Regions from separate parts of the Homo sapiens genome. Here region 2 is linked to region 1. Evidence: chromatin loops called from intact Hi-C (ENCODE). Cell type or tissue: GM12878. All regions are shown on one strand.

Region 1 (8,000 bases):
GTTTGCTTTTTCTAGTGAGAGAAAATAAAACAAGAAGACAATCCAAAGGAAGCCATAGTGAGATCATCAGTAGATAAACATTTCACAAGAGAAATGATAACCACTATTATGAGAAGCAAATGCAGCTTCTTTTTTCTTGGCCATAGAACTTTAAAACAGTCTCTGAAAACATCCCGTTATCCCTCAGCTAGCAGACACACATCTTCCAATATTTGACAAATACCATCTTGAATCTTTCTTAGTGCAGGTGGTGCTAACTATGTCATGCTGTTACTCTCTTCTCAGTTAAAGTCACATTTCTTTTTCAAATTCCTTCTGCACAGGAGAAGAAAACCTTAGCAGATGGATTAGGGTAAAGGAAATGGTACATAATGAATCACATTTGAAACCCCAGCATGCAGATCAATATGTAAGTATATATAGTCCTCCTCCTCGTCGTCTGCGTTCAGTGAATTTGAGTGTTTCAGAGACTCAAGAGGCCAGACTCTTGCTTTGTGCTGAGAAAGCTTCTCTCTGCAGCTGTGCCTCTCTTCAGAATGACTTTTTTCCCTGCTGCCATTATGCCAGGAATGCACAAGAACCTCCCAGCTTAAGTCTTCTGAGCGCTTATAGATAGCAAGGCCAGAATTCTCATCTTCTGGAACTCTAGGGAAAATTTCCAGTGAAGCATTATTTCCCCCTTTTCATAGATACGACAGTGGATGAATTAAAGTGACTTGGCCAAAGTCACAGAACATGTCAGCTGAAAGCTAAACTCCAAAATGGAAATTGCTCATTCAACTAAATTGAATTACACCAAAGCATACTGTTAAGTTTGTTTTCTCCTAAAGGTTTACAGCACACAATCACTGCTTTTTTTCCCCCCAGCAACCTCAAGGAAACAAGCTATAAACGTTCCTTTATAAAATAGCATGGAAGGTCAAATCTTCAGGCATCTCTGCCCCTATGTTCCTAGCTTCCTGTTATGTGGCTAGAATTTTGGAATCCTGGATCTAACACCAGACAAGATTGTCACTACCAAACCAATTTGAGGTCTAACCGTGCATTTTAGTGTTCATAGGACAAAGGTGGGAACAGCTGCTTAATGGGTCAATTTGTAGAATCCCACAGCTTTTAAAGTCAGTTAGTGGACTAGAATTTTCATGCACCTACTGTTTGCACAATACTTTATTCTTAGTCCAACTGAGGAGGAAATGTATACATGTATAAGGAAAAACGCCTGCTGTAGTGCATTTTTAGTAAGAGAGAATAAAAACAAAAAATCAACAATTGACAAAATTTGTGATTAGCTGAATTCAGTTCTTTTGTTTTTAGGTTTTACAGTTCAATGAATTCTATTACCCTCTGTACTTGCTTTTGCTTTTGCGTAACAATTTTAACTGCTTGAAGAGTTTTGCTACCTTTCTTTTGTTTGTTTTGCATGTTGTAACAAAGCTTCTTGGAAAGTTAGAGCATGATTTGTATCTAACTGCAACACTCCAAACAATTTCCATTGTAAGTATCTAAGGGCCTTTCTCAAGTCAGGTGTGAGGCAGAAACTTGTCAGTTTCATTCCATCAAAAGCTACCAAACAGGCAACAATGTTGATGGCAGTACACACGTGGAAAGTATTTGCCGTGACTAAGAGTTTTGAAGAAACAATCTTCATGCCCTTGTAGATAAAGTCGTGAGAGTACAGTGACTTCCAGGGTCAGCAGTAAAGCTGAAGGTAATTCTTGCTGCGTATGGTACCAATGATGAACAGAAAGACTGAAATGTGTCAGGTCAGATTTCTGAATCACCATTTAAAGAGCTTTGCATATGGGGCTGGGGATAAAATATTCCATTAGAGAGGTTCCACTCATAGAGCATGTGTACTTTTTATTCTTTCACCCGAACAAAATTTAAATATCAGACAAAGCTGGTAAGATAAACACACACACACACACACACACACACACACACACACACACACACACAGCAACTTAGTACTTCTTTTGTGACTATCCTCACAAAGAATGCTACGGAAATCTGAAACAGAAGTGGGTAGGCCCAATATAATTTTATGAGACTTGCAGTCTGTCTCTCAGCAACCATGCCACCCATTTCCTTCATCCTATATCAGCAATGCAGTATTTGATTGAAAAATTACCCCAGTTTCCCATAGACGGGTCGTTTTCTCCATGGAAAGCAAATCAGAATGGCATGCAAAGAAGACAGGCTCAGGTAGTCCAATACCTGATTCTTTCAAATCAAAAAAGGGTAAGTGCACATACCCTTAAGCCTGTGCACTCGGGCTGGTGCATTTTTGCATGTCTGTATAACTGCCTCCTTTTCACATTTCTGATTCCATAGCCTTCATGTTGCTTAAATGTTGAAACCAAATGGGAACATTTTGAGAAATGCCGGAAAGCAAAGTTAGGGGTAGTGATGCCGAGTCTGAAAGAGTGGTTGAAGAAAAGCAATGAGACGTTTAATAACTTGTAAATTCTAGTAATTGGATTTTTTAATGAACAGAAATATATTTATTTCCAGAAAGTACTTTTCAGTATGTTCTGGGGGTAGATTTGTTTCAATCAAGGCTTGAACCCTGGATAATGAAATGTTGGTAAATGTATAACTGGTTCTTTGGAAAAAAAACGCATATGCAATTTAAACATACTTGTTATACCTTACCCAAGACATACAATGAATACACCAACCAAACAGCAGTTAATGCCACTGAGAGTTTTTATGAGTGTATATAGTACAGTGGCAGGAAAACCCCGCTAAAGGGAGGTATAGAACAGAAGACTTAAGATAATGGATTTGCAAAGTCAGAAAACCCTGCAGTGGAATCCTAGGGCCAAAATCATTTACTGAACTTTTCTGAGACTTAGTGTTCTGGTAGGTAAAATTAAATAGTACTTCCCTTACACACAAGGCAGAGGCAAAGCAACAAATGAAGCCTTGGTTTGTAGCATTTGTTATTTCCATGATACAAATACTCCCATTGTGGCTGATTTCAGTCTACCAACATGACAACACTGAATGCAGAGTTGTGAAATTCCATAGCATTTCCCCCATCCAGATATGATAGACACGAATAACCAAGGGTGTAAAAAATTGCATGACGGGGTAGAATATTTAGGAAGTGATGAGTTTTGAGTATTTACCATCTTTTTAAAAATATAATTTATTTAATTAAAAGGTTATATATTTTGATTTTAAATAATGGTGGCGTTTAAGAACCAGCTCATAGAATTCCTGAAAAATTGACATTGGATTCCATGGGCCTGGAACAGGCTCTCCACTGGTTCTGGTCAAATGCAAGTCTGCTTTTTGCTAAGGAATCTGGTGTCCATAGGAGCATCGTTTCTGGCTGCTCAGAAATTAGGCTTGGTAGGCCTGGTTCACATGTGTTAATGCTTATACAATTAGCTTCTTCAGTTTAGAGACAACAATCCCTGTAATTCTCTCAGGCTGACTTAAAATTCAAGGTCTGCCAAACCCTGCCCAGATGCCAACAGCCAATAATTTATGATGGGATTAGGAATGAGAGTGAAGAAAAGTTACTTGTTAATTATGATTGTGAAGACCACACACACTATGAAAAGAAACACTCTGTACAAATGAAAGGATTCCCCGTTAGCCCCACTTGGTGATACACAAGTCAGTGGGCCTTTCGTCTGCTCTCTGCAGCTCCACCTAGGGGTTTCCCACTTGCCTTTTTCTAACCGAAAGCCCATCAGTGAAATGTCTTATCAAAACCCCCAGCAAACTGCAGAGTCCCTGGGAAAACTAGCAGTTGACAAAGGCATTACAGTACCGTGTCATGCAGGCTGTTAAAGAAATCCAGCCCTGGTGATAATGTGTATATTCATTCTGTGTAAATGATTAAGTTCAAAAAACCATACAGTGAATCATGGTAGCAAGGCCAGACTTGCTTTGATTAACTACACTGGTATAATGAAACCCAACAGAGCAATCACTGAAACATTTAGCTCCAAATGTAAATCTTCCTGAACTCTGAAAAAAAATCATGTTAGGCAATGAGAGGTGGTGTATAATACAGCCATATTTCACATAATGAAAGTTGTGGCAGTTGTAAAGAAAAGGGAATGTTAAAAAGTTGTTATGCTGTGTTTGGCAAGAATGAGTCATTTTAAAAGTGTCAATCATGATAATTCAACATATTTTTAATCTAAAGGTCAATAGAAGCAGTTTCTAAGGTGGTACAATAGTGATGCCAAATATGAAAGCAAGCAGTTATAAGATGATTTCAAGTGTTAATACTGTATCATAATGTGTCTCAGTTCTAAATTGAAGAGCATGGATTGATCAAGGTGAAAGAATTTTTATTAAAAATGTACCGAAATGGCAAGCAACATGGTCATCTCAATCAAACTGCTCTGTGGAGTTCTTCTATTCAGACGTGGTTTGGTGAAGACAGTGTGGTGTCTTGTACAGTACAGGACTACAGGACGGTGTGGTGCTGCTGTGGTACAGTAGTTATTTTGGGGAAGATGGTTGGGGAGGGCTTAGGTCTTCATCTGCTAGTGGCAACATCTACAGAATAGAAACTCTTTCCTTACAATAACCTACAAGTCATTTTCTCAAAAGCAAGAGAAACATATGCCAATGAGACATAAAGTCAGTGTTCTGTGATGGAATGGCCAGCCCTTCATGAATACACAGAACTGTTTGCATTCCTGAATATTTTCACTTTTGTCCTTGGACAGCTTTTGAATATACCTCAAATATGCTTGGGTCATGTTGTATACACTTAAGTATTAGAAATATTCCATGAGAGAAAAGTAAAATTATGCTCTGCCTTTAAAGTTTATGGGAACATGTGGTCTTCCTTACAGGGAAAGCAATTGCTACCTCGGCAGTATTGGACTTTCATCTCATGGGTTTCGTGCATACAGGTTAAACATATGAGAAGTTTTATAAGGCTATAGAAATTGTGGCAGAGAAAACAATCTATAAGAGGTCTGAGAGACATAAAAACCACCGGACACATTCAGTTTCAGGACAAAGCTCTCTCCAAAGTTATTAGATTTCATAATTCAATCTGTGTTATTGTGGGGGAACTTGGGTCCAACCACTGCTGTAGATTATAGTAATAATTCTACATAGACACATTCGCATTACACAATAACTCTCCTGGAACTGGTTGCAGACTAGCACAAGCATATTGTCTTCTGTTAATCCTCATAAACCTAACCAATAGTTTGTTTCTGTTATTTTATCACACACATTAAAACCACTTTTATATTTAAAAATGCCTAGCACAAGCCTATGATTTATCTATATGTGACTCTTTCTGGTAATGTCTCAAGAGCATATTCTATTTAATTTAAATATATATGGATCTTTAAGTGTGTTTCCAGAAGGCTTTTGGTGATATAGTCAAAGAAAACAGAAGAAATCAAAGATGAAGAAACCACTCTATCACATTCTTTCCTTTCCCATGAAGAGAAAATGATTGCACAGAGGTTCTTATAAATGCCTTAGGAGACAGACATTTGGACCTTCTGATATTTCTTGCTACTCGTCTTTTCCTGTCGCTTCTTTCCTCTCTAAATTCTTAAAACATGCCATGTATCTTCAAAGTGTGGGTCTCACAACCATTATTCCAAGTATCTAAACAGGTCTATTGTATAGTTTACCTACCAGTGCATTGTACAGTAATGGTGTGGACACACAATTTATTCTGTTGCATTCTGTTGTTTTTTATTTTTAATTTTTTCTCAATACAAAAGTAACACATGCTGATATTAGAAACACTGGAAAAATCAGATAAGTAAAGAAGAAAATTAAAATGCTACATAAGTTCACCTCACAGAGAAAACCACTGTTGAAATTTTGCTGTATATTTTTCTGGTGTTTTAAATATATAACATATATACACATGTTAAAAATTACATTTGGGGTCATATTGTGCGGGGTGCCCAGAAAGTCCGTAAACATAGGTGAAAATGATATTATCTATGTTAATATTATTAATATTATAAGAATTGCTGACATTAGCAAGGATATATTAATATTATTTCATATTATTTATTCGTCTTACAGATTGGAGATGTCTTTGATGGCATTATATGTAATTCGCCTATGTTTCCAGACTTTCATGAACACACTGTAGATGAGCAGTATATATATATACACACACACACATACATATATATACACACACATATATATATATATATTTTTTTTTTTGAGACAGGGTATGGCTTTGTCACCCAAGCTGGAGTGCAGTGGTGTGATCTTGGCTCACTGTAACCTCCACCTCCCGGGCTCAAGTGATCCTTCCACTTCTGCTTGCCGAATAGCTGGGACCACAAGTGTGTCCTATTATGTTGGCTTTTTTCTATTTTTTTGTAGAGACAGGGTTTCGCCATGTTATCCAGGCTGGTCTTGACCTCTGGGCTCAAGCAATCTGCCTGCCTCAACCTCCCAAAGGGTTAGGATTAAGGTGTGAGCCACTGCACCTGGCCGGTGTATATATATTTCTTGACCTTTTTTTTTTCACCATAGCAGGTTCCAATCCTGACTTGACCATTCATTTAAGGTCTTCAAATGGGCAGTGGTCACAAATGTAGAAATATTCCCACTTGCCGTGCCAGAAAAGAAACAGTTTACAGATATCCTAGCTTGTTTTTCCAAAAGGTCAATTCACAAGCTCTCTGCAGATTTATCAGTTTCAAGCTCAATGACCACAACATTTGGCAAAAGTCCAACAACTGGAGACATTTAAAAGTAGCATATTTTCTGAAATCGCTTACCTTTCCCAAACACACTCCTTGTAGAAAAATTAGAAAGGGTAGAGGGTAAGAAGGTAGGGAAAAAAGTGCCAGCTGCGGCCTTAGCTGTCTGTTACATAGTCCAAATATGGACAGGGAGAGACCAATTCTTAGACAGGGCTTCAGTTATATTGACCTTCACAAAACAAGTCTCCCCTGTCATGCCAATGAAGTTATTGAAATTGAAATTTATTCTAGGCCTTTATGAAACAGCTGCAGGACAAGGCCGGTCTCCATCATCTTCTGGGGAAAGCCTTCACTTTCATGGAGCTAAACTCCATTGATCAGGGCAATTACAGACTTAGAGGATAAATGCTTCAGAGCCACATCTTTTCTAAAGGTTTTCCTTTCCAGAAATTTCTTTTTTTAAAAAAAGTTATTAATTTCCAAGTGGCTGTGGTTATAGTCATGATCTTTGTGCAATGTTTCCATTTGACCTGACTCATAAGCATTACAAATTGGATATTGAGAAAAAGCCTTAGCATCAAATGGATTCAAATGTTTGGTGCTATTCTAATTGTCAGGTGTGCATTTTATATGGCAATTTCATCACTGCTGAAGAGACATATATGTTTCGTTAGAATATGAGCCTGTTCCTGAGAGGTGAAGCCAGCTGGACTTCCTGGGTCGAGTGGGGACCTGGAGAACTTTTCTGTCTTACAAGAGGTTTGTAAAATGCACCAATCAGTGCTCTGTAAAAATGCGCCAATCAGTGCTCTGCAGCTAGCTAGAGGTTTGTAAAATGGACGAATCAGCACCCTGTAAAATGGACCAATCAGCACTCTGTAAAATGGACCAATCAGCCGGACATGGGCGGGGACAAATAACAGAATAAAAGCTGGCCACCTCAGCCAGCAGCAGGAACCGCTCAGGTCCCCTTCCACGTTGTGGACGCTGTGTTCTTTCGCTCTTCACAATAAATCTTGCTGCTGCTCACTCTTTGGGTCCTTGCCATCTTTAAGAGCTGTAACACTCACCCTGAAGGTCCGTGGCTCCATTCTTGAAGTCAGCAAGACCACAAACCCATGGGAAGGAATCAACTCCGGACACATTCCCGTCTATTGTTCTGGAGCCAAAACCTTAAAACAATGAAAATTGAAGTATCCTGACTATAGGCTGATTGTTTGAAATATGAACAAAATGCAAACATGACCTTGGCCCTTGCAGTACTGAAAAAGGAATTTTTTAAAGTGTTTCGAAGTCACACATATAAGAACTCTGTTTTATTTG
Region 2 (8,000 bases), 250 kb before region 1:
AACGTCCCGAAAAGATGATCTCACTTAAAACACTCATAGCTGCCCAATTCTCCTCTAGGGAGCCAATTATGCACTCATCTAAATAGCTATGAATCCTGCAGTGGCTCTGGCAGCCCTTGTTTTTCACAGGAAAGCAATTCAGACAGTAACTTAACTGGTCCAAGTTCTGTGATGAGATCTTAATTAAAACTCTACAGTCATCTCTCTGAATTCCCTAAGTTCTTGGCAATGGGGAGAGAGTCAGCCTTCTTTAATACATGTATGTGACACTGAGCCCTCAGGCCACATAATCAGACTGCCCTCAGACTTGAGCAACAGATTAAAATGGCTTTGTGCACCCAGAATTGTGGCAATCAAGATTTCAAGCAACCTGTGTCCTTTGCCTTGAAGCCCATCAATCTATTCTGTGAACGGGGCCTCCTGTTATCTTAGTGTAACTTTAACATGACTGTAAACAATTGTTTAACCACCATGGTTGGGCCTTTATGGGGTCATGAATCAAAACACACAAAAGTAATCAAGGAGAAGCTTCCCTTGTGGCCCATCTATCATACAAGAATGTACATGTTACAAAGTACTTGTTTTTAAGAAGAAAAAAAAAAAAAGAAAGAAAAGGAAAGGAAAGAAACCAGGCCAGAACAAAAAGCACCATGTTTCTAAAAAAAAAATTATCACAAAATTGTTTATGTTTTAAAAAGCTAACCACATTTTATTGAGGATTTTCACATCGATGTTCATCAGGGATATTGGCCTCAAATTTTCTTTTTTTTGTTGTGTCTCTGCCAGGTTTTGGTATCAGGATGATGCTGGCCTCATAAAATGAGTTAGGGAGGAGGAGTCCCTCTTTTTCTATTGTTTGGAATAGTTTCAGAAGGAATAGTACCAGCTCCTCTTTGTATCTCTGGTAGAATTCAGCTGTGAATCCATATTGTCCTGGCCTCAATTTCAGAACTTGTTATTGGTCTATTCAGGGATTCAACTTCTTCCTGGTTTGTCTTGGGAGGGTGTATGTGTCCAGGAGTTTATCCATTTCTTCTAGATTTTCTAGTTTATTTGCATAGAGGTGTTTATAGTATTCTCTGATGGTAGTTTGTATTTCTGTGGGATCAGTGGTGACATCCCCTTCATCATTTTTTATTGTGTCTATTTGATTCTTCTCTCTTTTCTTCTTTATTAGTCTGGCTAGCGGTCTATCTATTTTGTTGATCTTTTCAAGAAACCAGCTCCTGGATTCATTGCTTTTTTGAAGGGTTTTTTGTGTTTCTATCTCCTTCAGTTCTGCTCTGATCTTAGTTATTTCTTGTCTTCTGCTAGCTTTTGAATTTGTTTGCTCTTGCTTCTCTAGTTCTTTTAAGTGTGATGTTATGGTATCGATTTTAGATCTTTGCTGCTTTCTCCTGTGGGCATTTAGTGCTATAAATTTCCCTTCAAACACTGCTTTAGCTGTGTCCCCAAGATTCTGGTATGTTGTCTTTGTTCTCATTGGTTTTGAAGAACTTATTTATTTCTGCCTTAATTTCATTATTTACCCAGTAGTCATTCAGGAGCAGGTTGTTCAGTTTCCATGTAGTTGTGTGCTTTTGAGTGAGTTTCTTAATCCTGAGTTCTAATTTGATTGCACTGTGGTCTGAGAAACTGTTTATGATTTCCGTTCTTTTGCATTTGCCAAGGAGTGTTTTACTTCCAATTATGTGGTCAATTTTAGAATAAGTGTGATGTGGTGCTGAGAAGAATGTATATTCTGTTGATTTGGGGTGGAGAGTTCTGTAGATGTCTATTAGGTCCGCTTGGTCCAGAGCTGAGTTCAAGTCCTGAATATCGTTGTTAATTTTCTGTCTCATTGATCTAAGTTTGGAGGAGAAAAAAAATAAAACATGGATTGAGACGTCTCCAATCAGAAAATTTTAAAGATATTTTTGATGCTGCATGTTTTTTGTTGATGTTTTCATTACCATTGAAATATACAGTTGCTGGGTGCAGTGGCTCATGCCTGTAATCCCAGCACTTTGGGAGGCCGAGGCAGGCATATCACCTGAGGTCAGGAGTTCGAGACCAGTCTGGCCAATGTGGCAAAACCTCGTCTCTACTAATAGTACAAAAATTAGCTGGGCGTGGTAGTGCCTGTCTGTAGTCCCAGCTACTTGGGAGGCTGAGGCAGGAGAGTCGCTTGAACCCAAGAGTTGGAGGTTGCAGTGAGCTGAGATGGCACCACTGTACTCCAGCAGGGGCAAGAGAGAGAGACTGCATCTCAAAAAGCAAATAATAAAAATAAAATAAAATTATCTATATATATATATATCTCTATATATATATATCTCTCTCTACACACACACACACAGCTTTTTTTTTTTTTTGAGACAGAGTCTTGCTCTTGTTGCCCAGGCTGGAGTGCAATGGCGCAATCTTGGCTCACTGCAACCTCCATCTCCTGGGTTCAAGTGATTCTCCTGCCTCAGCATCCCAAGTAGCTGGGATTACAGACGCCCGCCACCATGCCTGGCTAATTTTTTGTATTTTTAGTACAGACCGGGTTTCACCATGTTGGCCAGGCTGGTCTTGAACTCTTGACCTCAGGTGATCCACCCACCTTGGCCTCCCAAAGTGATGGGATTACAGGCGTGAGCCACCGTGCCCAGTCAGCTTTTAACAATGCCTCTCATCTAAAGATTAGATGAGTCACATATAGCATCAAATTAAAAACCAAGTTTCGCAGGGCCAAGGACACACGGTCTGTATCAAAGCCCATGCCTTACTTTGTTTTTTTTTTTTTTTAAAGAAGTATGGATTTTTTTATTGGGCATAGTGAAAAAGTAATTTTCAATGACCGATTAGAAAAGATGCAGAGAACATATGGAAGTAGTATGTGGGAGACAATACAAAACAGGGAACCAAAAGAATATTCTAGATAGTGTTGTCATCCCAGTCCCTGAGGATGACAGCACATACTGACAGTGGACAGATGCTGAGACACCAGCTCTGGCATCAGAGCAAGCTTCTGTCATTGTCCCTTGATCAAGTCACTTAACCTCTGTGAATCTGATTCCTCATCTTCAAAATGAGAACAAAAACATAGATCCACAAACTCCTTTTCAATTCCAAAATAAAAAATTCAGAGGAAGCTAGAAGTTTCTTCGTGATGCATTTGGGGACAAAACCAACCTAAACGGAGTTGTATATGTTTATAGTCATTACCTACTCCACTGAACATGAACATTCAGACGCTTTGCCCCGGAAAGATGAATGTGCTTCATTATGGGGTGCTACTAAATGGGACATGTTTGGTGCACACACAATCTGCATTACTTGGCCGGGCGCGGTGGCTCAGGCCTGTAATCCCAGCACTTTGGGAGGCCAAGGTGGGCGGAACAGTTGAGGCCAGGAGTTCAAGACCAGTCTGGCCAACACAGTGAAACCCTGTCTCTACTAAAAATGGAAAAAATTAGCTGGGTGTGGTGGCAGGCGCCTGTAATCCCAGCTATTTGGGATTAAAGGTAGAAGAGAGTTCAATACATATGAACATTTTTCAATCAAAAAGCTTGTTTCAGTTTTTCAAGGAGTAAATATCAGTTTTCTAAAAAATTAACATGCAATTTTTCACTTCCTGAAAATGTTGGATGACAGAGGTAAATTATGATGTGACAATTGTCACCATGAAAATAAGAAAATTTTTTAACAATTTAAATAGATGAAACTTTGTAAGCTTGGACAACACCAGATTGCCTTATCTTATTCTCTCCTGCAGGTCTGAGGTCAGATTATAAATTTAATGAGTTCTAGAAACCTAGTGGTATGAAATATGAAAAAGACACCATAACGCTGTATTCTGTAATTTGTGCATGAGCAAATCTTTGGCAAGAAAAGTGCACACACACACGCACACACACACGCACACACTGCAAATGCTGTGTGCTGAAGTTGGAAGAGCTGAGCTGGAAGTCTGGTTGCTAAGTCTCCTGCTCGAAGTCTATGCTGCATACAAAGCAGGATGTCTGCAAAGCACAAGCCAACCACCTCACGCAGAGCCTCTCAAGGTAAATGCAAAGGTGACTCAAAAATGTGTAAGTCTACCCCTCAGGGATTGTAGTTAAATCCTTTCACTTTCTGTCAGCTTGAGTCACCACTAACCTTCTTATTAGGGGCACTTTATGCTTTGTTTTTAAGACCATCACTCAGGAACAAGTGTCTGCAAATCAAGGCCTTTGTTCTCAAAGTAACCTTTACAACCTTCTTGTGCCCAGGAGGCTGTTCTTGCCCATACTAAAACCTGGATTCCTACAGCTGCACAGGTGGTGGTGGGATAACCATCAGCGTGGAAACCATAACTTTGAATTTCCTGACTCAGCCATAAAACCTGAAATCACATTTCATTAACACTGATTGCCTACTCAGAGGAAACATGAAAGGGGCTATGAATCTCTGACGGAGATTTAAGAGCAAGGTTTAACGGTTGATTTCTTCAATTACTCCAGAAACAAAGTCTTGTTTTCACGTATCTGGGAAGGACCAGCTGACTTCTGAGAGGGATGCTTTATTCTCGGCAGTAACAGGCTTCTCTGCATTTGGTACATTATCCAAAGTTGACCCCTAACAGGTGTTTAAGTGAATAGGTATTTGTTTAAACTCAACTCTTCTAGGGCAAAGAGGCGTCCAACTGAAGTTCTTCAAGCAATGGGAAGTCATCTTAAGGAACAGTGCTTGCAGCACAGTGGTCCTGGAGTCTCACTCCTGCCCTTGTGGTGCCTCCTGCTAGTATCTCTCCCAGTCCCTGTGCTGCTGGGACGAGGAGGAAGGACACAAGCTTGGTCTGACAGTCTTCCTTCATGGAGCCCTCATGGTCACAATGCCTGCATTTCACCCTTGACTCAGTTCCCACCACTCATTCATTCTCCTGCAACTTCCCAGCCTCCTGAGAATAAAAAGTTCCCTAGCTCATCTCATACTTTCTGCCACATAAGATACAGCCAGGGTACCAAGTATGGTAGTTCCTCTTGGAAGAGGCAGGGGGGGTGTCTAGTGGAGACTGGGTAATGGCCAACTGCTCCGTAAGTCTAGGGAGAAATGCAGGGCCATCCAGAAACACTAGGGCATGAGTTTCGTTAGATCCTACCTAAACAGAGTCCCAAAATTCTGCTGCCTAAATTTTCAACAACTTAACTACTTCGTAAGTACCTTCGTGTGTGTATTTTGCTAGACCCAAGTCAAATATGACATTTATGTGAGTTTAAATCTTCTTCCAAAATAACCTTCCCAATGTTCTCATCACCCCGCAGGGTGAAGTTAATGGGCTCCCTGCAGCAGATGCCAAGGGTCGCGCATACAGGGGACATCTACTCACACGCGAGTGGGTATCTGCATTGTACGTACCACATTCAGTCCACAGTGGGAACACACAGCACAGGAACAAAGAAGACAATTTGTGATTGATTTCAAGAGTTGTCAAAAGGTTCTGTGATGCTGAAACCAGAAGCCAGTTAATTTGTGTGAAACTGAGAGACAAAGAGCAATGAAGTGTCTTGAATCCTTCATTTCGTGTTCCAACCTGCCATGCTGGACAGACAGTACAGAATTCTGGACCACAAGTCAGGAGCCTTGAGCTTGTACCCCCGGGAGATAACGGATTTGGGTAAACACCTTTCTCCTCCGATCCTTGGTGCTCTTGTGTGTAAATTCAGGATTCTAGCGTCCACCCTGGCTAGGCCTGCAGTGAGATCAAATGGGACAACTTTCATGAAAACACTTGTGCTCATCATTTTCCTCTGGACTAAAGGCAACCCTGTGGGAACTCTCTGCAGGCCAAATATCTGAAGTCTTAGCCGAGAATTTTCTTTCCCTGAGGACAGGTAAACTAGAGTCTCCTGTGAATTCCTTTCTGGGACCCACAAGATTCTATCACAGGCTGCCAAAAATGCAAACTAAACTGCTTGCAAGGTAAGAGTTCTATCTTGATAGCATTACTCTTAAAATGTTCTAATACATGAGAGGTTTTCTAATATGCTCAGGTCATCAAAAATAAGCCATTTTCATTGTTAGTTCTGAATGTAAGTTTCAACCAAAAGGCAGATAAATGCAATTAGCTCAAAAGAACAGGGGTCGTTATGAGCTGCTGCCACAGTGAGAAACTGTTGGGCGCAGGACCTTGGAGCTTGTTGAATGCCTCTTTGCAAGTTGCAGCAGCTGGTGGTTTTGGATATGAGCATCCAAGAATATCAAATAAATAATTTTTTTGGCACTGACATCTTCATAATTTTGTAATTGCTTACTCAACACTGGACACGGAATCTCAGAACAAATTTCCATAAAACTGTCAAAAATATCAATCAACAAATACCTTAAGTTGGACACTTTGCTTCTAGGACAGCACAACTGTAAAACTTTCCAGATTGAGGCATGTCTAGAAGTAGATAAGGTGACAGTTGAGGATATTTATAAGGCTAGCATGCGCACAGCACCTCTATCCAGAATACTACTTCTGGCTGAAGAACATCAATTTCCCCTGCTTTTGGCTGCAGGAACCCAGAATTACATGGTTGTGTGTGATGGTTTGAAACCAAGTTTTTGGATATCCCAAGGCTGTGTAATTTCCAACCACTTGCAGGTATTCTGAGGCTGCAGCTAAGGTTCCAACATACACTGTTTTAGGACAAAGCTGGATCTCTTGCACCTCAGACTATGAAGCCATATTGCTAAAGAGTGGCCCAAAGCGAGGTGTGTATCCATAAATACTCTAAGGACTTAGGTTCTGTCACTCTCCATTTGACCCGCCAATCTTAGGAAGGTCATGATGCTTTCCTTACTCTGGGTTTCCTTGTAGTGTCCTGAGAGTTCTGCTGTCTTCTCTCATTGAAACTAAGCTTTCCCTGGTTCAGGGAGATTCCCATCTTTGTTCTTCTTCAGACTCTGCAAGACTACATTTGAAGCAAAAACTATGGTAACCTAAAAACCAAGTTTAAGCAATTACTTTTAACATTATAATTACAACATCAAGAACATCAAGACTGTGCACATCAAGCCAGGGCTGAGCTTTATATATAGACCTAAAAATTTAATTTGGTAATACATTAGCAGTGAAAGGAAATAGATGCCCACTTGTCTAAAAAAGTTAAATCTATGCATTCATCTCAGTTTTTTATTCCATTCAACAGCCAATGTTTTGGATTTCTCTAAAGATAACTAAAGGCATCACAGACTTCACCCATCAGATACCCAAAAGGAATTCCAACCCCTTGAGACAGGCACGTTCCACCTTCTAGAGGTGCACTGTGCATGTGTCATACTTTTGTGCCAAAGCTATTTTACTCCAAAGCTCTCTCATCTTTTAAACATTTTTAATAACGTTACACAAGAATTAATGGAGGAATACTTTAAAAGTGGGAAGAACTTACATTTCTATGCTCACTACCCTCCTAATCTGCCCAATTCAGCAAAGATTACTACTATATATATATGCTACTACTATATATAGCTGGGCACTAGAGGAGAAAGTTCACACAATCCCTGCTGTCGGGAAGGGGATGCAGTGTCTCATGTGGGGAGGGGAATCCAAGCTCTCGGAGGCCAGGTGATGCTGCCGTCCAGACCCTGGGATTGCCACTCTATGAGGGATCACCAGCTTTTCCTCTCCAAAGCCACCCAGAGCTCAGATGTTATTAGGACAATGTGTGGTCCACTGTGTCGGTCCACATGGACAACTCTGCTCTGTGCCTTACCTAGATAATCACCTCCCTCTTACTCCAGACGCCCCCAGTCTTCCAGTGTGTACAGATATACTCGATGCATTAGTACCTTCCTCAGACTTGCTTTTCCCTTAGGGTTTCCAAATCTTTGGACCATATAGGTACACAAGCTGTGAAAAACCTGAGATAATGGGTAGGTGGCTAATATTGTATGTATATATTATATATACGTATATATATAAAATATGTAATATAAGCCAGTACAGTGCTCTGTACATAGCAGATATTGAAGATTATTCCTTCCCAGTCCAACATAAACTCCATCAT

Evidence for each region. Peaks named below come from ENCODE experiments on the same cell type or tissue, not always from the same donor. Only the 100,000 strongest peaks of a DNase experiment are listed, where the experiment ranks them.
Region 2: it touches region 1 in a loop (3-fold over the local background); 3 of 110 quality-filtered maps call a loop at or near these places.

What each region holds. Positions count from the first base shown.
Region 1 is chr9:79,474,321-79,482,320 of GRCh38, reverse strand. LOC124902328 (a long non-coding RNA gene) reads left to right here and starts at 2,159. Exons shown (of 3, transcript XR_007061902.1): 1 at 2,159-2,241. RefSeq lists a silencer at 3,610-3,659. In GM12878, a CTCF peak has its summit at 3,666 (motif pointing left); a DNase peak (open chromatin) is centred at 3,720.
Region 2 is chr9:79,727,677-79,735,676 of GRCh38, reverse strand. No RefSeq gene overlaps it. Among named protein-coding and RNA genes, the nearest start is that of LINC01507, 93 kb to the left of the region's middle. RefSeq lists an enhancer at 3,926-4,427. In GM12878, no CTCF peak of the experiment used is centred here; a DNase peak (open chromatin) is centred at 4,051.